2 separate regions of the Mus musculus genome follow, and region 2 is linked to region 1. The links are chromatin loops, found by intact Hi-C in ENCODE. Cell type or tissue: heart. All regions are shown on one strand. Each heading gives the region's core, and the rest is flanking DNA. Links, peaks and the distances in the headings are about the cores only. Region 1 overlaps Gm31641 (predicted gene, 31641). Region 2 has its middle 41 kb from the start of Erg.

Region 1 (15,555 bases), core at 3,461-11,460:
CACCCCTTTCTCTCCAGAGCCCAGAGACACTGGGTGGTGGGAGTGAAGGAGCTGTCTATAAGCAACAACAAGAAGGAATGAGAGGTGCTGATGTCTACTTTGAATACTAGCCAGAGACTCCATCCTTAGGGCTCACCACATGCGGGCATTCATAGGTAATGGCATCTTCTTGACACAGGATGCAATTATGAAAATGGCATGTTTCAGGAGCAAGACAGCAGTTAGTGGGGTGTAAGATAGATGCCCCGCAGTGCTTGGCAAACTGCGCTTATCCTGTGCCAGATCCTTCTGTTGTGTTTCACACATAGCAGCCAAGGTCTCCAGACTTGTCCAGATCAACCCACTGTCTTGAGCCTGAGGTCTGTTGTTACTTCCCCAACATACCTTGCCCCCATGCTGTTGCCTGGCAACAGATTCAAGCAGTCAAGCATCACTGATGCCAGCACAGCAGGTGGGGTGCACAGGGATCTCACCTGTCATTTTCACTTCGAAGTTGGAACATGTCAGAATGTGGGTTCACTTTCAGGATGGGTTTCTCTCTGGACCCTTGTGTTTTTGTAAGGGCACATGGCTTGATGAACCCCCAGGAGATGAGAAAAATATTGATTAGCCAGGGAGGTCATCTCATCTGGAAGAGGAGAAAACATACTACCTGGTGGCCACCTTGCCTTCAGGAGGGTACAGGGACAGAGCAGAACAGATTGTCTGGTCTACAAGGAGCACTTACCTTCAGACATAACCTTGTATCACTCTCCTGAGAGAAACAGCCAATAACTTAGAGGCTTACAGCTATGGATGTTTCAAACAAAACCAAAGTTCCCCAAGGCAAGCCCAGAGGTTGAACTTTTCCTCGAATATCCCATTCCTGGGAGGAGTGAGGCACAAGGGGAAGTCAGTATAACCATCTGGTCTCCAGCTGACTTGGCAAGAAAAACATAGCAGCGATGTTGGCCTTTAATACGACTGATCACTGTTGGCTCGCACATGAAAATGAATTAGAAGGAGAGCCAAACTTTATAATTGTTGGTAAATCTGTAGATGATCAGTGCTGAAACGTCTATTACTCCTTTCTTTCCATTTATCACCATTTGTTGTATTCTGCACCCCTGGATTTGGGAAGGATGACCAGATGGAAATCAGACTACAGTCATTAAGTAGGTAAGAAACAGATGGTGTGGAAGGAGAAAAACAGAAGGCTTCAGGGTGGGGCAGAAGCTCTGACCAGAGCACCAACCTTCCCTTCCCAGCTCCAAGGCCCAGTCAGAGTCAATCTGGATGATTCCAGAACTGATGGAGGTCAACTGTGCCCCTCTGTCACCATCAAGGACAAGGCACATGCCACCTTTGTTGATTCGAGGGAGAAGGGTAAGATAGCACAGCACAGCAAAGAGAGACACAGGCTTCTGGTAATGGTGCCCCAATGTGATGGTTTTGTATATGCTTGGCTCGTGGAGTGGCACTATTAGGAGGTGTGGCTCTGTTGGAGTAGGTGTATCACTGTGGATGTGGGCTTTACGATCCTCATCCTAGCTTCCCAGAAGCCAGTATTCCACTAGCAGCCTTCAGATGAAGATGTAGAACTCTCAGCTCCTTCTGCACCATGCCTGCCTGGATGCTGCCATGCTCCTACCTTGATGATAATGGACTGAACTTCTGAACATGTAATCCAGCCCCAATTAAATGTTGTCCTTTATAAGAGTTGCTTTGGTCATGGTGTCTGTTCACAGCAGTAAAACCCTAACTAAGACACCCAATGAAAGTGCTTGCCATCAAATCTTGGGCTCTAAGGACAGGGAGGTCTAGGATTCTCCCTACTCATCTATCATTTTGGTTTCATTGCCTGTTGTGTATATAAAGGGAATCGGAGTCCAGCATAGGCAGGGGCTTCCCATATATGTAACAGTTGTATGGCTTCCTGAGGGTGACGGCTTGGGGTGGAGCAGAGCACTTTGTCTAAAAAGAATTGTTACTTTGCAGTAAGCAAGTCACTTGAGAATAAATTCAGACATTCTCAAATAATCAAATTTAAATTTATGTTTCTGTTGTCATCATCTAACCACAAGAACTCATAGGAAGCAGGACCCAGGCCCAGACCTCTCTATGTCATGATGGTTGGTACCTCCCTCAGAGATTGTGAGTTTTCTTATTGATCTCCCATCAGCAACAGGTTGGTAAGACCATATTTGGGCTTTGTTTCTGAAATGAAAAACCAAAGCCCATCTCCCCCTGCTCTACCTGCTTCTTGTCTTCACCTCCCAGGGACTGGATGCTGGGCCCTCCTGAACAGGGCAGCTCACGTGATGGCCTGGAACACCTGCTATATTGTTGTTCTTTATGTCACTGTCATTGCAATGAGAGGGAGACAGAATGCCCTTAAGTTGTCAAGAATCAAGGGATGTGAGGACTGGAGAGGTAGTCCAGTGGTTAGAGCATGTACTACTTCGTCTTAGAGAGGACTAGAGGACTAGTGTTTTGTTTTCAATACCCACACTGGGTGGTTCACAGCCACCCTGTTATTTGAGCTTTCTTCTGTCCTCTGCCAGCACCCCATGTATACATGTAGACATGTAGGCATGGATATGCATGCATAAAAACAAAAATAAATTATAAGTGAATAAATAAGAATCAATAGGTGTCCAGATTGGAGATACCACCAGAAAGAATGAGACAAAAGAAAAGAATAGGGGGAAGGAAAATCGACATAGATCCCTGTGGTGGTCTGAATAAAAATGGCCCCATTGGGTATGGCACTATTAAGAGGTGTGGCCTTGTTGGAGTAGGTGTGGCCTTGATGGAGAAGGTGTGACCTTGTTGGAGGAAGTGTATCACTGTGAGGGTAGGCTTTGAGGTCTCAGAAGCTTACGCCAGGCTCAGTGTCACTCTCTCCACCTGCTGCCTGCCAATCCAGATGTAGAACTCTAAGCTCCTCCAGCAAACAGTCTGCCTTCACACTGTCATGTTTCCTGCCCCACATTGATAATGGACTAAAACTCTGAAACCATACCCAGCCCCGATTAAAGGGTTTCCTTTATAAGAGTTGCTGTGGTATTGGGGAATGAGGTGAGCCAGACAGGAATACTACCTACAGCCTGGCTTTGCAGTTAGTAACTCCTGCACATCCTGCTGAGGACATGAGTGCCGGTTCTTATTTTCACGGGCCCTAAGTGGAAAAAAGAAATCCTTGGGTTTTTGTGTTCCATACCACACACACTGAGGAAGAACAGGCAGAAAGAGGAGTCTGAGAGCATTAAGAGCTGGAGATTGAAAGCTGTGAAATGCTAGCTTCTGGACGTGAAAGCAACATCGACTGCATGAATTCACAGTAGCTGTGGTTACCTGCACACGATCAAGCCAGTTAAAATCCCAGCATGCTTGGGCCCTCTCCCCTAGCTGGAGAGATACTAGAGGTTGCTGCTTGCTAGAGGGAGCATCAATTTTCTTTGGAGATGTGGCCACGAGTGTGGCCCACGTGCCAGCGGATGGCTCAGTGGGTGGACTCAGACCCATGCGCACAGATAAGACTCAATGGGTTATTCTTTTTAAATGTCTTTAAGTTGGGAGAAAAGTGTGTTGGGAGGGGCAGAGGGGGTTGGAGAAGGATAGAGGTGGTGAACTGGTGGACCTATACAAGCGACGTTGAAGCATGTATGGTGTTTTCAATAAATAAATAAAAACTCTAATTAAAGAGAATCCTTTGAGTCTGAAATTGGCCAATAGACCCCTGGCATTATAAATACAGAGGGTGCTGCTATATAATAGCTGCTCAGGAAATACATATTTTATTACACGCATAACCATATATTTCAAGGACAGGGTATAATTTAATTATTTCTCAGGCAAATTGTTGACATCTACTGGCTTGGTGCTCAGTATTCAGGCTCCCTGTGCTCACTAGGTGAACCCACATGAGTTCACAACAACCCCACAGTACCATGGGAGATGTTTAGTACCTCTGTTCTGTAGTTGAGTACACTCACGCCAGGAGAGCATTCCCACTTGTCCAAGATGGCAATTACTACATGAGAGACCAAAATGTCATTCCGATCTGCCTAGCTCCCAAGTTACCTTACCAGAATTGGCTAAATCGTGGGTCCTGTGCAAAGTGAAAACACAAAGCTCTGTGTCCAAACAGTATTCAGAGTTTCAAGATGACCAAGGCGGAATATATAAACACAAAGGGGGGATTTTCTGAATGGCGTCCTTGTGCAATTGCCCAGGCACGGTTCTTCATCCTACTAATTTGCACATAAAAATGGACTCATTTCCTTAGCAAGTAGGGGAATTGTCTGTGTCATTGGTAATCGTGTCAAATCGATACATTATGCAGGCACCAGGAAAGGACCTCTCTCAAGGGTATAGCTTTACAGGAAGGCAGTCAGCACGCCAATTCCCCCAGGTTCGGAGTGTTTGGGTGGTTTGCTTTCCTGTTTTTGCTGACAGGTCCCGGTCCTGACCTGTGTGACACCATGAGCTGCTCTCCTGCCTGGAAAGCTAAGAAAGAAGCAGAAGAGAGTCCAGAGGCATCTTTAAGTGGTTTGCAGGGAGCAGCGGAGGACGCAGGATGTTTGAAAAGCAGGGGACACAGGATGTTTCCTCTACAGACCTCCACCCCATTTCCTCAGGAGAACAGTGGGAGGAGCTCGGTGCTGTGTCAGAGCTCACCTAGAGTTCTGACAGAGGTTTCCTGAGGCGATCGTTCGGATCAGAATGGTATCAGTGGCCCCGGCCCCGACAGGCGTATCTTTTGTGCCCTTGTATCTTAGACCAGTTGATGGTCAGAAGTTGCCACGGCAACACTCAGCTGTTGCTCTTCCCCTCCTCCCTGCCACGGAGGGTTCACGTCTCACCTTTGCCTTGCCTAGACAGCCTGCAGCTCTGGGTCATCAGATAAACAAGCTACGGGTCTCAATACAAAGAAAGCCACTCCAGCTGAGCATGCCAGGCACCTGTGTGACTCTGGGACATGGAAGATGGTGACTGGTTATTTGGGGCATGCTTGTTTGGTTGAGATTTTCGTAGTATTGACAACACCCAAAGACACCCACACACACATATTCAACATATGCCCAATGCCAGCAGGGGTTGAATTATCTTCTAGATCTATGAGTCTTAAAATGTCAAGGAATGTAAAATCAGCTACAAATTCATTGTAAATACCTAGGTTGCACACAAAGATTGCCTAATCTCACAGGACTGAGCTTGAGTTTGGTTAAATGTCCCTGGTAATTCACATGTAGGGTGTACCTGGCATCTCAAAAGAGGCTTTATCAGTGTGTAAGAGAGCCAACACATCTGACATAATTGTAAATGACATAAAGCACCCATCTTCGGTAAGGTTCCCTGGGGAGACTTTTTCTCACAGGAAATTCCCATGCTAAGGAAATGTGTCCATTCTGATGTACAGACCCCCAAACAGACCATTAAGGACAGTGCGCAGTTTCCCTTCTGGGGAACAGTCTTCCCACCTTAGCCATAGATAATTTCAGAAAAAGCAGGTCACTTCGCTGTCTTTCAGCTTCTTCTCTCCCACTGTGCATTCTGGGCTACCCATTACAGGGATGTATCCCTAAGTCTAGTCACCTTCAAATGCAATGGTGGGCTAATTCTGATCAGAGAATTCCTACGGAGCCCAGCGATCTCTAAATATAACTGTGTGTCTGCTCATGAGCTGAGTGTAAAACTCCAAACCAAAGATCTGACCTGGTTGGTTCAAAACCTTTGAAATGGGGAAAGGGAGGAGGGAGGAGGGAGGAGGGAGGAGGGAGGAGGGAGGAGGGAAGAGGGAGGAGGGAGATGGCTCAGTGGCTGATATGCTTGCTGCGCAGGCATGACGACCTGAGTTCAGGTCTCCAGAAAGGGAGTTTTTGAGCTTCTGTCCCCTCTCCTCTGTGTGTGCACGGCATCAAGGCCTCCCTCCCAGGCCCTGCTTGTCTAGCTGCCTTTCCAGCCTATGGGAAGAGGCATGGGCTTCAGATGGATGCAGGACAGACTTCCAGGTGAACCAAGTCTGTAAGCGGCTGGCTTATGACATCTAATGTAACCTCATTGTCGTACATCAGCTCTGGGTAGTCAATGCTGGGATATTTGCCACTCTCTTGCAACACGTAAGCACTTAATGAGATGATCTATAGAGAATGCTTAGCACATAGTATGGCCACAACTCAGAGAAGTAGCTCTCTCTCCTACTCCTTGGTCTCTTGTGATCGCACAACTGAGCTTGGGTAGCAATAAAAAAATTCAAAAGACTCCAGGTTTAAGGAGAGACCCTACCCCAGTGTATATGGGAGAAAGCAATTGAAGAAAACCTTATGTCATCTGTGGACTTTGTGACACACATGCTCATTTCTATACATGTGAACACACATATACACATATACATATGCAGAAAAGAAAAATCTGAAACACTTTAAAGTAAGGACCCTTCGTTCCCCACAGAACTCTTCTTCTGTATGCTAGGCAGACTGTCTGTCTTGAAGGGACTTCGGAATAACGACAAGTCCAGGAGAAAGAAAAGAAAGTAAAAGGTGTTGGATTGCATAGGCAAGGTGAGTGTGCAGGATAGGTAGTCCCTGGGGAGGGATCTGAGGGCACTTTCTGCATGTCTTGTGACCCCTGTCCTGACTTTCTAAGTCCCAGAATCTCCAGCAAGCACTGAGGCTGCACTTGGGTCCCAAATTTTAAGAAAGTAAAAGAGTTACCTTGTTTTCCTTCCAGGACAGCACAAGCCCCCCTTTTCCATGCAATTGGCGCCCCCTAGTGGCTGAGTAGGTCTTCCCTCCCAGTAGAAGTCTGAGTTGGTTGCAACCAACTCTCTCCATTGAATTAAAGGTCTCATTGTTCCATAAGAGTTGTGAGATCACAAGAGACCTAGGATAAGGGGTGGGAAAAGGAGCTACTTCTCTGACTTGTGGCCATACTATGTGCTAAGTGTTCCCTGTACATCATCTCATTAAGTGCTTAAGTTCCTCAGGAGAATGGCAAATATCCCAGCATTGACTGCCCAGAGCTGATGTACTACAATGAGGTTACATTAGATATCATAAGCCAGCTGCTTACAGATTTGGTTCACCCGGAAGGCTGCCCTGCCTCCATCTGAAACCCATGTCTCTTCCCATAGGCTGGGAATGCAGCTACAGTAGACCAGCAGGAACTGGGTAGGGACACCAGATGCCATGCACATGCAGAGAGAGGGGATGGAAGCTCCCCAACTCATCTTTGTAGGCACACCATTGCCAAATCAGCTGAGGGTCACCAGGTGCTTTGTCCAGTCCCGAGACCACCTGTGGATTACCCCATGTAGCCAGTGTAGAAGAGTCCTCAAGACTCAGTTTCTCTCAGGGGGTACGGACAGTTGAGAGTTGTCTAATGTGGGTGCCAGAATATGAACTCTGGTCCTCTGGAAGAACAGGAAGTGTTCTTAATCTCCGAGCCTTATCCATAGCCCCAGAGAGTTGGTCTCCTCTGTTCTTTTACTTTGCGGTTACATGGGTGCGTCTTTTGCAGAACTCTTTACTGTCTGTGACTTTATGCATATTGATATTCACATAGAAACTCGTGCCAAGCTAATGCTGCTGGTAGCAGACTTTTGTCCTGAATCACTGCTATAATCCTAGACCCCTGGGGATCTCTGATGAGGAACTTCACTCAACTGTCCTGGGAGCCGAGTGGTGAGGCTACAACATGATGTGGAAATCCAAGACCGCATAGCTAGAAATAAGTCCAAGTGACGAGTGACTTGTACAAAACCTGGAGGTTTGGCACAGTGTCCCAAGAAATCTACTTCTAGGAAAAAGATGTCCTTACAAAGATAAGATGCTAAACAATGGGGCCAAGCTGACATCGAAGACACAGGCATGTTTGAGGGTGAGGACAGCTGGATACACATTATACTCAGCTCTGACCACTCAGTGCCACAGGAGGATGGCTGAGGTGGCACCTGGGCATGAGGAGACCCCTGCCCAGCTGAGGGTGTATACGCTGTTCTTGTCAAAGTCCCCTGAGCAGGCCCAGTGAGTCAGATAAGGAGGTAAGACCTTCACAGACAAGCTTGGCAACCTGAATTTGAACCCTAGAACCCCTATGGTGGAAGGAGAAAACTGACTTCCACATGTTTTCCTCTATGTGTGAGCTGTGGTGGGCTCCCACAAATTAAATAAATCAATGTAATGTTTTTAAATTAATAAAACGAGTCCTCTGGCTAATGGGTATAGGGAAACTGAGAACTGATGCATGTCCTTGGAACTGGGCTCCTTCTAGTAGCACAAGGCATCACCATGCCTTGTTAGAACTAGCCTCAGGTAGATAGTCGCCTCTCTCGGCACTAACTAACCAGGCTTGAAGAGGCATGCCATCATATCAGAAGAAGCCAGAGGCAGCTAAGAGTAATTTTAAGGAGACAGTGAAAAGTGTTTTCACATAGAGCATGGGGCAGCGAAATCTGTATGTGGAAGGTGTATGTTTCACTCATTTGTAGTTGGCCAAAGCCCAGGCTGCTGATGGCAGTAGGGGGTCACAGGGCTAGTGTCACAACTGAGCAGTATAAACAAGAGACCAGAAAGGGACAGGGTAAGGGATGGAGGCAGTGGTACATCCAGACCCCACAGTCAGAGGACACTTCAGTATAGCCCAGTCGCCAAACCAAAGCCAGATTAGTAAGCCACAAATAGAACCGACTTAATTAGGAACCAGAGTGATCAGCAGCAGCAACCAACCTGCTAAACCCACTGTAACCATGAGTGAGTTCTTAGAACTCAAGGTCAAGATAACACTTCTGTCTAAACCACTGGATTTGTATTGCAAACAAGAGTGAACTTGTGGAGGGTAGCAGTGTGAGTTCACCTGGGTGTGCCAGGGAGGGTAGCAGTGTGAGTTCACATGGGTGTGCCAGGGAGGGTACAGTGCGAATTCATATGGGCATGGCATGGAGGGTACAGTGTGAGTTCACATGGGTGTGCCATGGAGGGTACAGTGTGAGTTCACATGGGTGTGCATGAAGGTTAGCAGTGTGTGAGTTCGCATGGTGTGAGATGCACGGAGTCCAGAACTCACCCAGCACACACAATTCCCAACAAGCACACTGCTGACATTCATTTTCCCCACCCATTGTGCACAGTGCCAGCATGCTAACAGTTGCGTGCTTCCCTGTGGATGCCTAAGCTCGGGAATCACAGCCAGCTTGGGGCCCCCTTAGCTGAGTAGATGCAAGAATTCCACCTGCTCTCTTTCACAAGCCACTCCCCGCTGGCTCAGGGCACTGAGCATTAAAGGGCTCCATTGTACAGCTTTGTACACTTTGCTTCTGGAGCTGTTTTAGGATGAGGTGCTAAACAGTTTCTCAGAGGGACTCAGAAGGCAGGTCAGCCACTGTAGCCAAGTGACTTAGAACTGAGGTGGGAAAACAGCAACCCTAAATTTATCTCAAGACTAAGTCTTAACTCCATTGACGCTCTTCCCCCTCTTACTGCCTCAAGGAGAACTGAACAAGAAAGAAGACACAACGGGGTTGGCCCCCAGCAAATTTTAGTTTCCTCTAGGAAGCCTAGGTGTCAAACGCCACTGGGTGGAGTCATTATTCTCCTCTTTACACTAAACAAGAAAAGGAGGAGCATGGAGCATTTCCTTCCAGAGCGCCTCCCTCTGGAGCCCCTCTTTCTGGAGCGCCTCCCTCCAGAGCGCTTCCTTCTGGAGCACCTCACGCGCTGGGTCACAATCATGTGGGTCACTTATCCCACAAGTCTGAGAATCAGTCCTAGAGTTGCTTTTCCATAGACCATGATGTTGGCAGATGCATCGGGAACACTGGCTTTATGGAGGTTTCCAGAGCACTAAGAAGTTGAAGGCTTCCCTGTCCTTGTGGTAAGGATTCAGCAAAGAGCAGAGCCAGCACCCAAGGAAGACTCAGGGGGAGATAAGCCAGTCATCCTGAAGTGCACCTCAGGTCTCAACCTTCTTAGTCCGAGAAGCACTCCCCACCCACCATCTACCCACTCAGCGTCTTGTTTTTGTAAAAACACAGAGAGCAGAACCATTTCTGGAAACCAAGAAGAAACTGGTTGTTACTACATAGCTGAAAAAAAAAAGGTGCAATTTTTCAAAGTCTGTCTCAGAAGGCAGTATGGCCAATATCGCCTTTGTTTAAATGAGATGATGCAAATCAGATGCAGATTATTAATCTCTGAGCGTGCCTAGCACACATGAAAGACGTTCGCACAATGAGGCACTGTAAGAGCTCTGTATCATGACAACTTTGCACTTAGGAATGTGTTCACTAAATATGGAAACAAGTGAGAAGTAACAAAATGAGCTTCCTGGGAGGTGCGGCAGCACAAACTGGGTGGACGAGTGTACGGCTGGGCTTCAGTTCCTGGCCTGAAGAGCCTCCTCCTCATTCCACGACATTCTTGATTTCCAAGTTTTCTCTGCAAAACAAAATGGAATAGTCTTAGATTAAGTGATTCATGAATCCACCGATTTGGGCAAAATAAGTCATTGCATTGGCCAAGAATCCAGGGTCTCTGATAGGTGGTATTTTACAGCCCATTGGGTGTAAGTCAAGACCTCCATTCAATGCTCCTCTATCCCAAGTATATACCCTCTGTTCAGGATACGCTGATTTTTTTTTAATGTATCAGCACACTTTCTTGTTTCCTTATTCTGTATTGTTATAAAGCCACTATCCCTTTTAGAATGTATGAAACTTCCACTTCACAAATTTATATCCCTCACTTTAAAGATCTGACTTTTAAATGGCAATGAAAATGTTCCCCTGTGTTTAATATTAACTATAATTCATAATTCATTTACTGCCTTCATCACTTATATTAATAATTTATTAAAAATTATTGACTTTGTTTGATAGACTTTATTGGAAATTGCTTCTTGATTTTGACCTTTGTGGATATAATGATTGTCTGATAGTTGGTTTGAATAAAATATTGATTGTTCTCTACTGTAGGGGGCAAGCAAACTGCCATCATTATGTCTTTTCTCATTAACATACAAATGTTGTTTATTACCAAGGTACAGCATTCAAGAACTTCTCCAGTCTGTAATCTCAAACTTCCCTCACTCCTCTTGTAAATCAGTTCCTAACTCCTATGAACTACACAGTCAAATTCATACCAACAACTCCTCTCCTGGTACTGAATTTTAAAATTATTTTAGTTATTTGTTGCTGAAAACAGAAGCATTTAATGGATGAAAAGCTTACTTGAGGGTCATGATTTAAGAGAATGCAACCCATGGTGAAAGCTCATCTTAGCTGACCAAGAAGGAGAGACAAGTCCTGCTTCTACGGGCATTGGCTTTCTTTAAACTGTATCTCCGTGGAGTCTAGGTCGCTGTCACCGCAAGTTGCTGCTCTGGCTGTTTGTTCTCCATGTATTAGGTCACAGCTATCGCAGAACTACATGCATTCACTCACTTTCTCACTTGGTATTCTCTTTGACCTACCTCATTCAGGATCTTAGAAACTTTTATTTAATCTTATTATTTATTTATTTATGGTGACGATCACCTATGTAACTCCCATCTGACCAAAATGAAACTCAAATTTTTGTGCTCTGAGCAAAATTCTTATATCTTTCACAGATAGTTTTTTCTCATCTTTTTTTTATTCGACTCTAAGTGGAAGCCATTTTCAGGATGGTTCCCTATGTCCTCGGTGGTTTTGGCATCTCTCTTCTAGCCTTCACGAAGTCTTTGGAGTGCATCAGCCATTCTTTTGTCCTTTCTTATTTGTTGAGTTTCAACCACATCAGCCCCCCTCCCCCGAGGCATTTCTCAGCAATCCCTAGGTTGCATCTCCTCAAATCAACAGTTCTTGACCCACTCCTCTCCCTCAGCTATTCCCTAGGAAACACTCTCTGTTGCTTGTGTTTAGTTATTACATATGCTGATGAGTCTCCAGTGTCCGTGTCCATCCTCAACCTCTCTCTAAACTTTAGATTTCTGTTTCCAACTTCTGTTTTAACACTTCCACTCAGACATCTGAAATGCATCCAAACAACTTATGGCATAGCGGTCTAACCTTTAGTTCTTATTTTCCATCTTTGCCTGTAAGGCGTGACTCCTCGCTCTCTCCCTTGTGTTGTGTACTTCCCTCTTGCAATTGGCCGTGATGAGAACTTCCTCGCAGACTACTTACCCATGCTCCATGTAAGTTGTTAGAAATAAAAAGTTAACTTTCAGTGCAGCTGAGAAGCATGGCGGCTATGTATCGCTTTTAACATTGTTAATAATAGTCATTTATTGTCTACACATAGCATTCTTCAATTGATAGAGATAGTCTACTCATTCCCGAAAGAAGCCTATCTAATGGAACAATTCTTGGAATGTGGACCATGGGTCAAGATCAATGTTGCCACCCCATGGGTAATGTGGTACACAATAGAAATTCGATGGAGAATGGAGAGCCATGGAAAATTACAAGTTAAAAAACACAGTGATCTAAAGGCCAATGAAACTCAAATGACTGCCAATTTTCTGCCTTGGAGGAATAATTTTCGAGGAGCCAAATTTAGCAAGAGAGATTTGAAAGGCACCAAGCAAGAAGTTCAGAATGAAATACACCAGGCATGGCCTCAGAAAGCTAGTCAATAATTGTACATTTGCATTTTAACTCTTCCTCATCGTTACCAAAGGTGAGTTCCCCGATATCTATCCAAGATGTGAAGCACTGTTTATCTGCTTGCCTGCTGATGAGTTCATGGCTCAGCTCTGCAGCTACTGGAGCAGTGCAACTCATCCTCTCTGCTACACAAGGTGAATAAGATGCTTGGGAGAAGGAAGCATTTTTCAATGTTGAATAGACTGTTTGCCCTGAGCAATTATATATATATGTGTGTGTGTGTATGTGTGTGTGTATATATGTGTGTGTGTGTGTGTGTGTATGCCATATCCTACAGTATAGATAACAAAGCTGTGGCAGTTATTAAAGTTGTCCCATAAGGCTTTCAACTCTTCCGTGTTCTAGCACACAGATTTCCCCCACTTTCCTTAAGACCCCATACAATGCCTGCCTTTGGGTAGACTTACTAAGTACTAGATGCACAGAAAAGCACTTTGCTGTATCAATCATTTGAGGTAGATATTATTATTGTGACTTCATAGATGAAGAAACTGAGGCTTAGCACAATGAGCTAAAGGCCAGTGAAACTCACCTGACTGCCTCTACCAAGAGGTAGAGAGGTCAGCTTTGAACTCATTGTCTGTTTTGAGCATCTATCTATCTCAGTCCTTCCAGGGATGAGTCACTGCATCTATAGGAAGTAGAGCACAACTGTCCACACAGGGCAAAGCATGTTTACACACGGTACTCAAGATTCAACTTACGAGTCCAGGAGAACATTCTATTTAGTTGGTGGGATTTCATTCAAATTTTGTAATATTGAGTGGAAATTTATTGATCAGAGTTATCCAGAAAAAGGAGAACCAATAAGGGGTGTGTGTGTGTGTGTGTGTGTGTGTGTGTACATATGGAACTGGCTCACATCATGTAAGAGGTTAACAAGTCTAAGATGACAGTGTGAGCACATTTGTTACTTTTCTTGTTGCTCTAAATCAAAGACATCAAAACACATTCCAGCAGGAAAGATTCCTCGTGTCTCCTGGTTTTGGAGAGTGCAATCTCTCCTGGGAGGGAACAGGTGGCAGCTGGAACCTTAGCCCTGTCCACAGTGGCAGGAACATGAGGTAGCAGCTCTTTACATTGTAACCCCCAGAAAGCAAAAGAAGCTGGCTTCATATTGGAGGTGTGGGTCAGGCAGGGAATAATCACCCTTGTGACCTCCTTCCAGCAGCTGGGCCCCACTCCTTGAATGTTTCATAGCCTTCAAAATAGCATTAGAAGCCAGAAACCAAACATTCAAATCGGGAGCCCGTGGTAGCACACTTCAGATGCAAACCATAGCAACAAGACTGAAGACTTGAGACACAGGAAGGAAGAAAATGCAGTTCAGGTCTGAAAGCTGCCAGGCCGAAAATACAGCTCAGCTTGTGCACAGGGTCTCAGCTCAGCATGTGCACAGGAGGTCTCAGGAGGTCTTTTTCTTGAGAAGTCAGCATGTTTGTTCGGCATAGACCACCACGTGACTAGATGCAACTCCCCATAGTAGGTCTCTCTTCCTGTGTCTTGACATAATCAACTTAAAAGAAAATAAAAAAAATAAAACCCACAGGCTTATTGTGAGTAGTTTCCACTCATGATCATGTGACTCAGATGCTTTGGGCCTGTGGTGATTCATGTAGCGCCTTGTGGTAGGAATGCACAGCCGAAGATGCCGGTTCACTACTGAAATCCCCTCCTAGTGCACGCCCTCAGTGACGTAACTTCCTCCCAGGCGGTCCCTGCAGAGGATCCTCCCATTTTCCAGCCCACTCATAAGCTGGGAACCATGCCTTCAGCATGAGACCTGCAGGGAGCATTAGGAACCAGTTACATCATGTGGTTCAATGCTTTCTGCTCACAACACTGTTAATCACCTCTCAGGCATGGGCAGATGATGCATAGAATTTGCTATCACTAGAAAGGAGCCTGATTGAATAATTTGAGGTTGGACATCAAAAGTACCACCCATGGTCTCTCCCTTGTCAGCATGACCGAAGCCACCACTCTGCCTCCCTGTGAAGTCACGGGAAGCATCCACCGACCTCAGTGGAAAGGACACCATGCTCTGCCACCTGGCAAAAGTGCAAAGGAGCTCCAAGTGCTTTTATGTCTGTCCTTTTGTAAGCTGATGCTTCAAATACATTTTGTTGTTGTTGTTTACAAGCGGCATTATTCTGTTGTTTACTCTATGGGAAGCTGCTCACACAGGAAGCCATATTCATTTCTAAACTTAACTGATGGACATTGTGGTTTGACCCCTTGCATGCAGAAACACTGATGCTAGAAGCCGCCCATCAATAGGAGACAGGCAGTATCTGAGTTCATCCTGGGATTGGTTTTTAATTGCATTCTTTATCTTAGGCGCTCCTGGCTACCTCTGGAATGATTGATCTTGTCCCCAGTCACCTGCCACACTTCCAGACACCGCTTGGCATCACCGAGAATGAGCTAAGATGCTCAGAAGAATGTCATTTTGCTCTGGGCAAAGGTTGGTTTATTGTCTATGCAGGTAAGATGCATGTGCAGTGGAGATGACAGGGAAAGAAAGGCTCAGGGCACAGATTTTGGCAGGCAGAGACCAGGTACTAAGGAGTTCACTCAAAGTCAGTCACTTTTCCCAGTGACTCCCATCTCTACACTACGTGTGTGCCACAACTGACCCCTTTCTGTCTGGATCCTTCCCAGAAATAAAACACTGCCAAATGCTTCCCTATCATTGGCTATTTTTATTGTTCCTCCCCTGTCAAAAGGACTAAAAACAATAAAACCAAGAACTCACACCTGTCACTCCTGGTAACTCTTCTGCCCCACCCCCAATCAGCTACTCACACCTGCCACTCCTGGTCACTCTCCTGCCCTACATCCAATCAGCTACTTACACCTGCCACTCCTGGTAAGTCCCCTGCCCCACACAGAACAGTCCAGAATGCATATTACAGGGGGTTTTT
Region 2 (15,555 bases), core at 5,096-13,095, 370 kb before region 1:
CATAGAATCTACAGAGTGGACGTGCGCGCGCGTGCACCATGAAATAAGGCGAGCACACACGGATGGGTGCCAGCCTCAGTGGTGGCTCCTGTGTGATGAGAACCAATGGGTTTCATGGATCATGCAGCGGAGACAGCCCCGTGCTAAGCTCTGGGTGGGTTTCTGTTGCCGACTCAGCTCCTCCATGTAAGTCTTTTCTTCCTAGTGGATTTAGTTTTGGCCTCAGCATCCAGAGTCGTCCAAGAGTAGATTTCATCTTTTTTTCTTAATATTTTATCTTATTTTTAAAATTAATTTATTTTTTATACTCCATATTCTACCCCCCTCATCCACCCTCCAACTGATCCACATCCCACACCTCCTCTCTACTCCCTTGTCTCCACATGCCCCCGCCACACACCATGTGACCTCTAAATTCCCTGGGGTCTCCAGTCTCTTGAGGGTTAGGTGCATCATCTCTGAATGAACACACACGTGAAAGTCCTCTACTGTGTGTGTGTTAGGGGCCTCATATCAGCTGGTGTATGCTGTCTGTTTGAAAGATCAGGTAGATTTCACCTTAAGAGGGCTGTGTATAACCCCACTCAGCCAGTATCATTGACCCCTGTGAGCACTGTATTCTTAATCTGCCTTTACATATTTCCCCATCTTTTCTCTTTAGATTCCACTATATCTGTTTGTATCTACAGTATTTTAGAGATTCTTGATAAATTGTACGTGTCCCTGTGCACCACTTTTTGGGGGACAATAGTCCGTGTCCTAAGACTTGAACACTCTGGTCCTTGCCTTGGGAGGACCAGAAAGTGCTCTCCAAAGTTAAGGCAGTGAGTCGATGGTGATGGGGTTGGGTCTGGACAGACTGCAGAGCGGTGTGAGAGGCAGGTTCTGTGAGTGTTTGGCTTGTGGGCAGTATGGAGCCCTGAAGCTGGATCACATGCAATGCAGGAAATACATAGACCCCATCCTGAAGTTTGGAGAGACGGAGCTACATAACAGCCTCAGTGACCCAAGAGTGACTCAGAAGAATAAAATTCCTGGCAGAGAAAGGGAAGGCAGGGAGCTGTGGGAGATGGCGGGTGACGCCTCACCCAAGGGCATAGGTCCCCCTTGCTGTGACTGTGCTGCCCCCAGTTTTCAGAACAGGTGCCTCAGGGACTATTGCAGTTCCAAGTTAGCAACAGCGGTCTACAAGGGCTGTCCCCAGTGCCCTGCTTGTCAGGGGAGGCAGAGACCAAGTCCTGTGTAAGTTTAAAGTGTTGTAGGCGAAATTGTTCGAGGAAAACGGAATGAGAAACGTTAATTCTAATACGGTAGCTCGCAGAGCACATGTCCAAAATACTATTATTTCTGAGGTAATTCGAGTACCAGTGTGGTTACACTGGTGAGCTATTTTGGATTGCTTTTCTCCACCCCACTGCCCCGTATTAGATGCAGTTTGTGGATCCCACCCACAGCCTAGTCCCACCCAGGGGTACCACGGTAGCTACATGGCTTTGGCTGCCATTTTGGCCATTGCATCTTTAGAATGTTCAGCTTAGGGTTCCGGTGGACTGTGAGCAGTGTTAAAGCTTCATAAATCACTTTATAATTTATAACCAGAGTAGATTTTTTTTTAGGCACAGCATCTTCACCAACAACATCATCCAAAGCACAAGTATGGGAACAAGTCTGAAGACAACAGAAAATCAAATAGAAACTCGCTCAGCACTACATCTGCAGGTTCCCAGCGGTAACGAAAATATACCGATAATTTTCTATTGAGTCAGTTCATGCCACTATCTATTACTATTGCTATCAATTATTCCATGGTGCTGGGGATTGAACCCAGGGCTGCATATATACTAACTTCATGCTTTCAAAGGGCCAAACAAAATACTTGCTTTCAGACTGAAACTTTATATCCTTGGTAACAAATGGCGTTGCCTCTGTGGGACTTATGCCCTGACAGCTTCATGCACATGAAATATTAGCGGGCATCCGCTATTTAAATATAATCCCACTATCGTGACACAGCTCCCATTCTGTGGGTCTCCCGAGTGCTGTGCCATTTATCACTTGAAGATGTTGTAAAGTGCTGGTACCCCAGTGCGTAGAGGACTATCAGTGGTCTGGACCAATGCAGAATTCACTTTCCAGACGGTGTGATCTTACAGTGTGGTAACGGCAACTACAAGGGAAATCGGATCTTCCTAAACCAAAGTGCACAGCTGGATGTTACAGAGCTAACAGGGGCTGCACACTGCTCTTTGTGACTGCCTGTGTCCCTTCTGTGACATGTGTCCCTTCTGTGACATGTGTCATTGATTAGCTCACCTGTCAAACTATGCTTGCTTTAGAGCCAACGCCTCCTTGAGTCTTTATGCAGAGGCAAGGCTTCACGAGCAGGTTTACGCTCACCCCTACTTCCTTGAGTAAGAAGCTTGCGTTCAGCTCTGGATCCTGCAGTGGAGTCAGTCTTAGCCCATGGCTCCCTGTAGGTGTGTGTTCCTGTTGATGCCAGTGCATATTAAGGGGATTTCATTCTCTTGCTTTGGTTTACTATTCCCTGCAGGCGTGCATACCATAAAAGAACCATTAAAAAAGATCTGTTAAACAAAATATGCAAGGCTTCTCTCAACTCCAATCGCTGTATCAGATTTTATACCTCATTCAGGCGGTTGCTGGTGGCCAGACATTAATGGAGAGGAATATCTCTTGGATTTTTAAACAAAGGGAACTGCCAAAGTTCTACCCACTGTCAAATATCTCTTTCTAGCTGGGATGCTTCATTGCCAATCACGTAGAGGCAGATAGGAGAGCAAGACTTTACATAGTTGACTTCTGTGCCTTCCAGTGTGGCACTACAGGGAATGTCACAGCCCAGTCCTACCTCTTGGGTGTATGTATGTATATGTGTGTTTATGTGTGTATATGTATGTATATGTATGTATGTATATGTGTGTTTATGAGACAGTGTATGATTTGTATTGGGCCAACCCTAAAGTGTTATGTAGCCAAGGCTGGCCTTGAACCCCTCATCCTCCTCTCTGCTGGGATTACTGGTTGCCACACTCCATTATGGGGTACTGGGGGATGGAATGTAGGATTCCATGAACACTTAGCTATGGAGGTGACATCCTGAGCCCGGTTCTATGCCTCATTGTGTGATGATGGCTTACCGGATGGAAACCTTTTAGAGGTAGATGTTTTCTGTTCCCAGTCACACTGGAGGTAGGCAGATGGATGCTTGCACAACATCCATTTAGTTCAATTTCCCATCAGAGGACAAATTAACTTAAAATCCAAACTGCATCGAGAAAAGCACAGCAGACGAGGACTTCTTAAATAGATGTCACTTGGGTGACCTTCGGTGCACACGTGTGAATACAGAAACACATGAGTTCGATGATCTCAACACAGGGTGAACATGATAACACGTTGATGGAAGCTATGTGCGTTTCACTCATCCTGGAAAAAAACTTCTCACCCAGCAACCAAGGACCCCATATGTTCTTCCAGGGAGGGGTTCGTATGCATCGCCTCTGTGTGTGTGTGTGGGTGGGTGGGCGGGTGGGGATACTGACAGTTTGCCACATCGTTGAGGAAGACCCTGGAACAAACTGCTCCACGCAGGATTACCAATTCATGGATTCTGTTCCCAGGGAGGGGCAACGGAGCTGACAGATCACACTCGTGGGTGTGAGAAGCCGAAGAAGAACTCTTGGAGTGTGTTATGTTTGGTTAAAGTTGTGGTCATCACCGCAGTGGGGCTAGATTTTCCCCTTCAGCGTCTATGTTACAGCGGTGCGTGGGTGAGCTCAGCGACCTTACAACTGACGCCCAAGTCACCTCATAAAGTCTGACCGTGGCTAAGCCTTTCCCGTTCCCCGCTCAGCGCACACAGCTCTCCGCCTCTCCCTCAGCATCAGGCTTCTTCCCACTGCTCCTGGCTTGCTCCACAAGGTGGGACCCACTGACCTCAACAGTAAAGTCAGCAAAGTTTTACCTGAATCCATGCACAGATGAACAGAAACAAGCCCTCGGGCCTAATGAAATCAGGCTGCAGATCTGCCTTGCCTTCAGAATAGCCTGCCTCTGCGTTCTGTTCCCTGTCTGGTTCTCATGGAAATTTGTGTCTGGGAATGAGGGGTTGCTGGAGCAGATTTTCTGGGGCAGGTGCTGTATCCTTTGTCCATTCCCATTGGGTGTCAGGACCCTTTGAGGGGGTGAAGAGGGCCGAAGCTTCGGAGATAATACTACCAGTCTACCCTTTAAGAGGACAATTATTCACAAATATGCACTAGTCTGGGGGTTTCAGTACAGGAAACATATCCCACTTAGTTTTATCCTTCCGTAAATATACATGGAACTCTCTGTGATGTTATTTCTAGATGCCTCACATACATAACTTCAGGTCTGCATGTGAAATGATGGCTCCAGTTTTTGTTCTTTGCAGAGGGACGTAGCTTGGGGCCGGACAGAGCATAGGTGTAGTCACTCTTCAGGAGGTTATGAAGAAAGGCAATTAAGAAGAGATAACGAGGGTCAGAGTTGGATTTTTCTGTCAAAGGAACGTTTGTTCCCAGTCTCTGTACTGGCAAATAAAAATAAGAATCCTGGGTCAAAGAAGTGAGGTGGGCTCTGAGGTTCTTAGTAAGAGTATCTTATCTCATGTACTTGAGAAGAATGGAAATATGTCTTCCATGTTTTGTATTCCCTGTGCCACCCCCCACGTCTTCTCCCAGCTTCTCTCCCATCTCCCCCGCCCCAGCTTCTTCTTCCTTTCCCTCTTTGGTTTTATCTCTACTGCTTGATGCCCTAGACAATGCGCAGTTGCCTTTGTATTTCCAAAAGACTCCATAAATACACAAAATCAAGGTCTATGGAGATGGCTCAGTTAGTAAAGGGCTTGCCAAGCAAGCACGACCAACCAAATTTGGATTCTCATCACCCCTGTAAAAATCCAGGGCCAGAGGTTTGTGTCTGTAACACATATATACACAGGCATGCACATACTCAGGTACACACAAATGAACAGATGCACATACAACATGCACACATACACACACATACACACGAATACACTCAGGCACACATATGCACACACACAAATATACTCAGGTACACATATGCACACATACACACACACATAAATACACTCAGGCACACACATGCACGCACACACACACATGCACACGTACACACAGGCATGCACATACTCGGGCACACACAAATGAACAGATGCCCATACAACAGGCACAGTCAATAGCCATGCACTTCTCAGGGTGAAGGGTGACAGGACATTTTTCAAAGCGCAAGATCAGATGGCCCACGTTGTGAAAGACTGGTCCCTAAGACAGAGGCTAGCTCTTCTCATGCTACTAAGCCACGTGTGGGCTGCCTTTATTTCCTGCTCACCCTGGACATCCACACGCAAGTCGTGTGGCTCGGATGCCTTTCTGCAGCTGGATCACATTGACTGATATTTGCCCTCCAGTAAAAATGGAAATAGGCTAGAAAACAAACAACAATGCAGAGACATGCCGAGTGAGCGAGCTTCCACCAAAAACCAATCCGAAGAGAAAAACACTTGGGCCGGCGTCAAGGGAAACAGAGCCACGCCAGCACAAATTCCTATGAAAATGACTGCAGAGTAGTATTTTCATGAAAAGGCAGCTGACTCAGAGATGGAGGGAGGGCAGGCTCTGTGCAATGAGGGGAGTGGAATAACCACCCACGCCCTGGAGCTGACAGGATCGCTTAAGTGCAGTTACTAGAAATGACCCAAGCACCCAAAATAGCGAAGCGCGGGAGGGAGAGCCAGGTCCTCATGAAGGGAGAGTGTGTTTGAGAAACCAGGGCAGAGGCGTTAAGAGTCAGACTTTGTGTTCAGGCTTCTCCTCGTCACTGGCAGGGCTAACAATCTTGTGCTCCTCTGAAGGCCAGCCCCGTAGGAAAGAGCCTCCTACCTGCTAGAAGATGCAACGATACATGTTACCGTGGACACAGAGGCCTGAGCATTTTACCAAAAATGATTGTGTACAGCCCTGGCTATTGTGTTATATTTCCTGGTAATGTTAAAAATCTTATAATCTGAAAACACCAAGTCTGACCTTTTAAAGTTGCTGTGAAGCCACAAGTGGAAAATCCCACAGCTGACCTCCTGTGTTGGGTCACACTCAGAAAATGCGTGTTAAAAATCATGGTGCAGAATTACCTTTGGGTACTGAGGAGATGGCTCAGTTGGTAAAGGTACAAAGACCTGTTTCAGCTCTCTAGAACTCATGTAAAATGTCAGATGTACCAGCGTGCACCTGTAATCCTGTGCTGGAGAGATGGAAACAGGGTATCCCTGGGCTTGCTGGCTGGCCAGCTGCGTCAGTGTGTTCAGACTCAGTGAGGGATGAGAGAGTGATTAGGGAAGATAGATAGCTCTGGCTTCTACATGCATGCACACGCGCACACATACACACACACACACACACACACACATGGGCACACACATGCATATACACATGTTGTACACACACGCAGGTACACATGCATGCACACATGAACACATACACAGACATACAGACACTCGCACACACACAATGCACACACATGTACACACCCATCCTTAAACATGTGCACACACATGTGCATGCATGCATGAAAACACACACATGCTCACACATATGCATGCACACGTGATCGCACATACACAAACACACACCCATTTACACAGGCACCACGCACACACACATACACATATACATACCCACACTTAAACATGTGCACATCCATATGTGCATGCACTCAGAAATACACATGACACACAGACACATGCACGCACATGCACACATGCGTGCATATGTTTTTACTATTTGTGTGTAGCTTGAAGACTGGTCTCACCAGAAGACCCACACTTGCCTACTATTATAAATCAGAGTAGCAGGAAACAGTATGCTCCTGGCTGTAGCATGTACCAGGTTGACAGGGTCATGCTCTCTGCTCTCTGAAGTTATGTGTCTTCTCTTGCTGCAGATGAGGTTCACAAGGTGCAAGTGGCTCTCTGGGCTTGTCCAGAAAGATGGTTTCACCTTCCTAGTCTAGGTTTTAGTCTCCAAACTAGCAATTAAACCATCCCATAAATCCTCCATGCAAGGTAGTAAAACCTAATTTTAGATTTCCTGTGTGCCGCAGTGTCCTGTCTGATTGCTACCAGTTGGCCAGAAGCCGGACATGAGAAGCAGGCGGCTCACAGTGCACCAAGTGTCAAAGCCCACTGCCTACATGGTTGGCGGTTGGTCTGCATTCCTTGACTGCTTGTAGCTTTCATTGGTTCAAGACCCTGAAGTTCACTTGGTTTTGTATGTGTTTGTATGTACGTAATGTATGTGTACATATGTTTGATTTTGTGTGTGTGTGTATATATATGTGTGTGTGTGTGTGCATATATGTGTGTGTGTGTGTTTGTGTGTACATATATATGTGTATGTGTGTGCATATGTGTGTGTGTGTGTGCACATGCCTGCGTGTAGAGTGGACAACCCTGGGTGTCATTTCTCAGGTGTCAACTATTTTTTCTGAATCAAGGTTTCTCACTGATCTGAGCTTGCCAAGTGGACATGGTTGGCCATCCAGAGAGAATCACCTGTCTCTGCTTCTCCAACGATCCTTACAGATCTATCTGTCTCTGCCTTCCCAGCACAGGGGTATAAGTGCACACCCAATACCTGGCCTTTTAAAATGTGGATCCTGGGTGTAAACTCAGGTTCTTGTGCTTGTATGGCAAGAACTTTGTCAACTGCCTTCTCCGCAGTCTCTGCTTGGACAGGGACCACAGAGGGAAGGGTAGGGACAGAAGCCGGTATAAACAAAGAATGGGAAGAGTGGTGGCTGATGCTCAGGGGACAGAAGGGCCAGAGACCCAGAGTCACACTGATAGCTTGGGAGAGCTCAGAGGACCAGTCCCTTAGCTCAGCTGCATGGAGGCTGAACACTCATGCTGCACAGGCACTGAGAATACACTTACTTTTTGGAGTTCCGAGGGGGGGGGGGACCTGCAAACCTTAGGACCTCACCCTGGGTATCTTTTGATGGGCTGTGATGAGCAGACTGAATGGGGCTTAGCACTGCTCCAGGAACTTTTAAATGGTATATCCTCTCTCTCCTCTCACCCTCTCCCTCCCTTCCCTCCCTCCTCCCCTCCCTCCTTCTCTCCCTCCTTTCTCCCTTCCCTCCTTCACCCCTCACTACTACTCTGTGTGTACATACCAACTTGTGCAGTGCCCACAGAGGCCAGAAGAGGGCGACAGATTTGCTGGAACTACAAGCAGATGATAGGAAGTGAACTAGGGTCCTCTGAAAGAGTAGTAAGGACTCTTAACCACTGAGCCATCTGTCTGGCCTCTGGCACATCCTTTTGATGTAAGGAAGCCATGTTTAGGAACCAAGAGTGGACTGTGACACTGGGGACAAAAAACAAACAAACAAACAAAGAAACAAACATGTCCTGGCACATATTTCCCTACAATCTTGAGGAAGTTAAAATGGCATCTTTCTGATTGACAATACATTGTCTGGTGTTGGGAGCCCCTTGTTCACCAGGAAGATATAGGTAGACCCACTTCCAAATCTAAGGAAGGATAGGGAGGGATCAAGCTGACCACCAGTGCTCATGGAGTTGATCAGTCATGGCTACAGAGCAGAGCTCTGGTGAGAACACTAGGCTTCCTTTACAGTAGTGGAAACTGATGGTTCCAAAAAGGTGGCCCAGTCTTTCTCTCCCTCACCTGGGGTCAGCTCTTCACTTGCACCCCCTGTGCCCTTGACAGCAAGCCAGTGATTGGGAGAGTGAAGGACGAAAGTCAGCTACCTCTCTGACTCCTTCCACCCCAGGACAGAGAGCATATGTGTCATGTGTCCTGATGGGACTCACTCCAGCCTCCTACTGGAGACATCAGGTTTCCAGCCTGAATAGCAAGTCTATTGGACCGGCACCCCATCTGTGCTTGCCCTCCTCAGATCAATCCCCTGGCCTGTGGTACTCCTCTGTTCAGCTGGCCTGGAATTCTGGGAATTGTAAGTTGTGGTGCCTTATCTCCCTTAAAGCCACAAACACAGGGGCTGGCTATCTGCCATGCTTAGAGGGACAGCTTTCTTCACTTCGCTCTGACAGCATTGAAGGTGAGTTTAGGAGGGCTTGGAGTGGCTGGGACTGCAAGGATGCACCCCCAGTGATGGGAGGCAGGGATGCCATCTGACTGTTGTACTTTGCTTGAGCCTTGGCAGGGCATCGTGCCCTGTGACCTATGGTGAGTCTAAGTGTGTCTTTGCTATGCAGGTGTTGGCTGATGGGGTGGGTGGTGCCCCAGAATCTATACGAACGGAGCTGAAAATGTTTAAAACTTAAAAATCCCTCTGTCTACACTTTTGAACTTTAAGGGGTAGGGCTAGCAATTCCTTTGTCTGTTGTGGAAATAAAGAACATGTAGATGAGTCAAAATATTAAAGTTACATCTTCCGACCCTCAGCATGTAATTACGTGTGACAAGCAATGCATTTAATTTCAGAATAGTGGCCCCATATATAAGAATATATGTATATATTTACCTCAATGTAGATATTTTAATACATTCTTATAACCCATTTTGTCCAAACTAACAGCACATTTTTAAGTATCTGTGCCATTAAGTGTATTTGTTGAAAAGTTGCTTTTGAGCCACATTTACTATGAAACTATCTAACACCCTATTGTGTAGCCTTACAGCATCTGACCCACGTCTGCTGAGTTTGGGCTTTTTCTCGGTTTTCTGTTAGCCAGCCATCAGAGTTCTCAGTCTCGGGTGCAGAATGCCCATGGCCAGGCTAAGTCATGCTATTTTGGAAGTGGATCTAAAAATCAGCAGGCTCCTAAGTTTCCAGGGTTGAAAAAGACTGTAACACACACACACACACACACACACACACACACACACACACACACACACACTGTACTGTACCTGGAATAAGTGCCTGGAAGTGAAGCCATGGAATCAAAGATGACCTGAGGAAGACTGCGCTGTGGCATTCAAAAGTTTTGATTAAAATGACATTTATTTATCGTGTGTATCTGTGCATTTGGCGGGGGGTGGGGCATGTGCACATGGACATGGGGGTCAGAGTCATGTGGCCCAGAAGTTTTGTTTTATAATATAAACTAATTTGTACTTTTAAACTCCAGGTTTTTAAAAGGTAAAGGTTGAGGGCCAGTGAGATGGATGGCTTAGTGGGTAAAAGCCCTGAGGACATGGGTTCCACCCCCAGGACCCGTGTGGTGGAAGGAGAGAGCTCCTCTGACCTCCCCATGCTGTGACATGCGCACACACACATGCACACATACACTCACAGAAAATGAATGTCGTCTAAAAAGTTAAGGTTGAAAACCGAGCATGAGCCTCAGGGAGAGGTTAGTATAACGCCGAGTGCGTGCTTTGACATACTCGGCCTCAGGTTGGTTTTGCTGTAACCTGACTGAATTTCTAGGATGACACAGGGGTGCAGCGGATTGGCGCCTCTTCTCCCTATGGAGGCTTTGGTGAAGCTTCCTGGGCGGTTTGTGTGGAGGAGGCCACAGTCCTGGTGATGGGTATCTTACTCTAAGTGACAGCTAAGACAAGATACAAAAAGTCAAGTGACTTCGAAGCATGGCTCTGTGGTCCGTTTATGAGGACGCTAATCCCATTCGAAAGGGCTCCGCCCTGTGAGCCAATCACTGCGGTCTGTTCTAAGCCGCTGCCGTGAAGTTAGGACATCATCACCTAAGGGATGGGACACGTGCCTCATCACAGTGACACAGGAGAGTCCCCCAGGCTCTAAGGGAAATGGCTGCAGGTCCACCCATTGCGTCTTGCTTCTTGTGAAGTTGCCATACGACTTTGATCACTTTCCTGATCCAGTCATGATGTTCCTCGTGATAATACGTGTGCTTAGTTGTAAAGCTCAGATACTTCCCGGGCAGTTCCCTGCCGACCACATGCCCAGGGGAGCAAGTTTTGCAGAGTCTGCAGACCTCTGAGGTTTGCCTGTGTCCTTAAACGGAAGAGAAGAATCTAGCTCATGTCTTCTCTACCCATGGCCTGTTTCTCTCTCTTTGCAGTATGGGTTAATATGCAGGCAGGAAAAATGTTACTTAACCAAGCTGTGTAATATACTGTGAGCACAACAATACCACACACACACATGTGCATGCAGGCACACACACAGACACACACATTTCCATGTGCAGGCACACACACACACACACACACACACACACACATACATGAACATGGACACACACACATGCATGCATGAACACACATGCACGTGTGCATGTGGACACAGACACACACACAGACACACAGACACACACAATCACTTTCTATGATTTAGTGATGTGTGGATGACCCCACCCCAACCCCTGCATTTTTGGTTGTTGCTGTTAGTTTCTTTGACACAGGGGTCTCTCACTGTGTAGTCCTGGATGGTTCAGCACTTGGTATGTAGATCAGGCTGGCCTCAGACTCAGAGAGATCTGCCTTGCCTTTGCCTCCTAAGTACTGAGATTAAAGGCATAAGGCATCACCTGGCTGCATCTTTTTCTCAGAAGGAATCTCATTGGCCAGGGCTTTAGGATTGCTGTAGGTTTGAGTGCTGGCCAATGAGCCTCAGGTCTGTCTGCTTCTGCCTTTCCAGCATTGGGACCCTAAGCAGCTGCCTTGTTCTCAGCTCTTTAATGTTGTAATGTATGCTCTGGGGCTTGAACTCCGATCTTTAAGCTTGCAAATCAAACCCCAGGAAACCAGGCTGCAGGCCCCTGGGATGGGAAGGAACTCCCTGGGAGGCATCCTGCAGCAGGCTGAGGTGGGGGCTGCACCTTGGGATGGGTCTCCAGAAGCCAAAGTGAATTCTTCCCCTGATAATCCCCTTGGACTGAGGGGAAGGCAGGCTGCTGGGGTTTCTGTTTGCAGCTTTCCGCTGCTCTCCACTTCCAGGGCCTTCATCTTTGCTCTGAGCAAATTCCTTCAGGGGAAGAAAACAGATGCTCACTCTTCCTTTTAGAGCATAGGAACTCCTTGTTCAAATACAATGAAGCAAAAAAGCCCTGGGGCTGGGGGGGGGGCGGCTTTTTTTCACTCCCTTCCCTCCAAGGGGGAGGGAAGTAACCTTTTTACCTTTCTTTTCCACATCTGGACATCATGTTTATTTGGAGACCAGAGTGGCAACTACTGCCTGGTGTATTGCACTAATTTCTAATCTGATGAACTAGTGGTCAGCTGAGCCAAAAGGCAGAGCTGCTGATTGCTGAAGCCAGCAATCTCCAGTGTCTTGCTTTCTGCCTCTCTCTCTCTCTCTCTCTCTCTCTCTCTTTCAAGATTTATTTATTTATTTTATGTATATGGGTACACTGTAGCTGTACTGATGGATGGTTGCGAGCCATCATGTGGTTGCTGGGATTTGAACTCAGGACCTTTGGAAGAGCAGTCAGTGCTCTTAACCGCTGAGCCATCTCACCAGCCCCTTCCTGTATCTCTTTATTACTGTGATTAAGCTGGGTTGTCTTAGGGTCTCTATTGCTGTGAAGAGACACCATGACCACAGCAACTCTCATAAAGGCAAACATTTGATTGGGCTTGGCTTACAGTTCAGAGGTTTAGTTCATTGTCGATATGGTGGACAGCATGGCAGCATGCAGGCAGACGTGTGTGGTGCTGGAGGAGCTGAGAGTTCTATATCTTGACCTGCAGTCAACAGAAAGTGACAGTGACACATTGGCCAGGCTTGAGCTTAGGAGACCTCAAAGCCCTCCCTCTAGTGGCACACCTCTTCCAACAAGGCCACACCTCCTAATAATGCCACACCCTATGGACCAATGGGGGCCATTTTCATTCAAACCACTGCATGGATCAACCACACTTGGACACACGTGGTTCCAGCCGGAGGGTACAGCTGCTGCTAGGACCCCAGTTCTCAGGTGCAGTTAGCTCTTCCTGAGCACAGAAAAAGTGGTTGTGAAATTACTTTCTGCTCTTGCAGAGGACCTGGGTTTGATTCCTAGCATCATCTCTGTAGCTCACAACCATCTGTAACTCCAATTCCAAGTGGTTCATTGCCCTCTTCTGACTCCATAGGCACCAGGTATGCATGTGGTGCACATGCATGCATACATACAGGCAGGCAGAATACACATACGTATTAACTAAATTAACTAAATTTTTGTGCTAAAGATATAGCTTAACTGTTAAAGGGTGAGGCTCATGACTAAACACTACACTGAAGCCTTTGGTAATAGTCCAGGGCTCATAATAATAATAATAATAATAATTTAAAATGTATAATACTGGTGGAGTTTTTTTAGCCAACAAATATTTGCCATTTGCATGCATTGAGGATTCTTGTTGTAGTGTGGTGATTTTCTTATAATTGATGTGTCACTTTTCATTATTATTACTATTATTATTATTATTATTATTATTACTGTTTGTTGCTGTTTTGCTTTCTGAGATGGGGGTTCCATGTTACCCAGGCTGGCTTCTAATTTGCTGTGTAGCCCAGGCTATTTTAAGGTTGATTCTCCTATGTGTGTACCCCACACCAGCCTCTGTGTATTATTGTGATAAAGTCTGCAGCTGATGTTAGAAGTCACTTTGATATACTTCTTATAGATTTTGACAGATATATCCTGGCGTGTACCCCTGTTACATTTTCACCAAGAACACGCAGAACAGTTTCACTGCTTAGAAGACCCCACACTTCACCTGTCTTCCCCCCTCTCCTCTGTCCTACCCCACGGCGGCCACAGATATTCCCACAACCCTGGGAGCTATTTCTTTTCCAGAATGTTCTGTGTTTGGAGACCTTCCATATGTAGTGTTTTTGATTGACTTTTCTCACAGTGGTGTGCACTCAGAGGTCCTCTGCATCTTTCTCTGGTCTGTAGCTCATGTTCACTGCTCTGTAATACTCCGCTGACTGACTGGGTGTGCCATTGCTGGTCTCTCCTCTCCTCTGCTGAAGGGACCTTGGCTACTTCTATGGTTTTTGTTTTTGTTTTTTATGCCCTCAAGTGTTTCAGAGCTGAAATGAAATGTGGGAAAGGAGACACTCAGGGCAACCTCTGGGGTCGTACAACCAATTCAGAGGTTTTGGTAGTGGATGGTGAGCTTGTGGTGTCACAAGGGAGCTGGTGATGGTGTGTATAAGTATGTGATTCCGTGTATGTGCAGGTGTGCATTCACAGGCTTGTGGATGCAAGTATATGTGTGTGTGTGTGTGTGTGTGTGTGTGAGAGAGAGAGAATGTGGTGGCCAGAGGTAGACATCAGGCATCTCTAACTCTCTATACCTTATTTTTCGAGTCAGGGTCTGTGCTGGTAATTTTCATGTCACCTTGACCCAAGCTAAAGTCATCTGAGAGGAGGGAACCTCAATTAAGAAAATGCTTCCGGGCTGGTGAGATGGCTTAGTGGGTAAGAACACCTGACTGCTCTTCCAAAGGTCAGGAGTTCAAATCCCAGCAACCACATGGTGGCTCACAACCATCCATAAGGAGATCTAACTCCCTCTTCTGGAGTGTCTGAAGACAGCTACAGTGTACTTACATATAATCAATCAATCAATCAATCAATCAATCAATCTTAAAAAAAAGAAAGAAAGAAAATGCTTCCATAAGATCAGGCTGCAGGCAAGCCTACAGGGCATTTTCTTAGTTAGTGATTGATGGGGGTTGTCTAGCCCACTGTGGATGGTGCCATCCCTGGGCTGGTGGTCCTGGGTTGTATAGGAAAGCAAGCTGAGCAAGCCAGGGAAAGCAAGCCAGTAAGCAGGCCACCTCCATGGCCTCTGCATCAGCTCCTGCCTCCAGGTCCCTGCCCTGCGTGAGTTCCTGCCCTCACTGCTTTTGATGATGAACTGTTATATGGAACTGTGAGTGAAATAAGCCTTTCCCCCTCAAGTTGCCTTTGGTCACGGTGTTTTATCACACCTGGGGTGAGTCTAAGCCAAGCCGAGCCAGAATCCATCTGGGAAGAGGGACCCTCAGTTGAGAAAATGCTCTCACCAGGGTGGCCTGTGGTACATTTACTTGACTGATGACTGATGTGGGACGGTCCAGTTCACTGTGGGTGGGGCCACTCCCTACACAAGTGGTCCTGAGTGCTATAGGAAAGTAGACTGTGGAAGCCATGAGGAGCAAGATAGTAAGCAGTACCCTACCATAGCCTATGTATCAGCTCCTGCCTTGAGTTCCTGTCCTGACTTCCCTCATGATGGAAAAGTAACCTGGAAGTATCAGATGAAGTAACCCTTTCTCCCCAACTTGCTTTTAGTTGATGGTGAATCTAGCTGAGACAGGATCTCTCACTGGACCTGAAGCTCACAGGTGAGGTAGTCTGGCTGGCCAGTGAGTTCCAGGTCCCTCTGTCCCTGTCTCCCCACTGTGATTTCAGCGGTTCAATACCACACCCAAGTAAATGGGGGGAATCAAAGACAGGTCTTCATGCATGGCTGGGCTGAGCCGTCTCCCCACCCCCAGAGCTCCTGATTTTCATATATTAATTGCTACAGATCTGAA

What was found. Hi-C counts contacts between places; a loop is a spot of excess contacts. Peaks named below come from ENCODE experiments on the same cell type or tissue, not always from the same donor. Only the 100,000 strongest peaks of a DNase experiment are listed, where the experiment ranks them.
Region 2: it touches region 1 in a loop (2.6-fold over the local background); 9 of 42 quality-filtered maps call a loop at or near these places.

What each region holds. Positions count from the first base shown.
Region 1 is chr16:95,188,023-95,203,577 of GRCm38, reverse strand. It overlaps Gm31641 (predicted gene, 31641), which reads left to right. Exons shown (of 5, transcript NR_153766.1): 4 at 14,969-15,095. Among named protein-coding and RNA genes, the nearest start is that of Gm31754, 45 kb to the left of the region's middle. In heart, for the core only: a CTCF peak has its summit at 6,753 (motif pointing left); no DNase peak of the experiment used is centred there.
Region 2 is chr16:95,563,531-95,579,085 of GRCm38, reverse strand. It overlaps a transcript of Erg not described here. Among named protein-coding and RNA genes, the nearest start is that of Erg, 41 kb to the right of the region's middle. In heart, for the core only: a CTCF peak has its summit at 8,280 (motif pointing right); no DNase peak of the experiment used is centred there.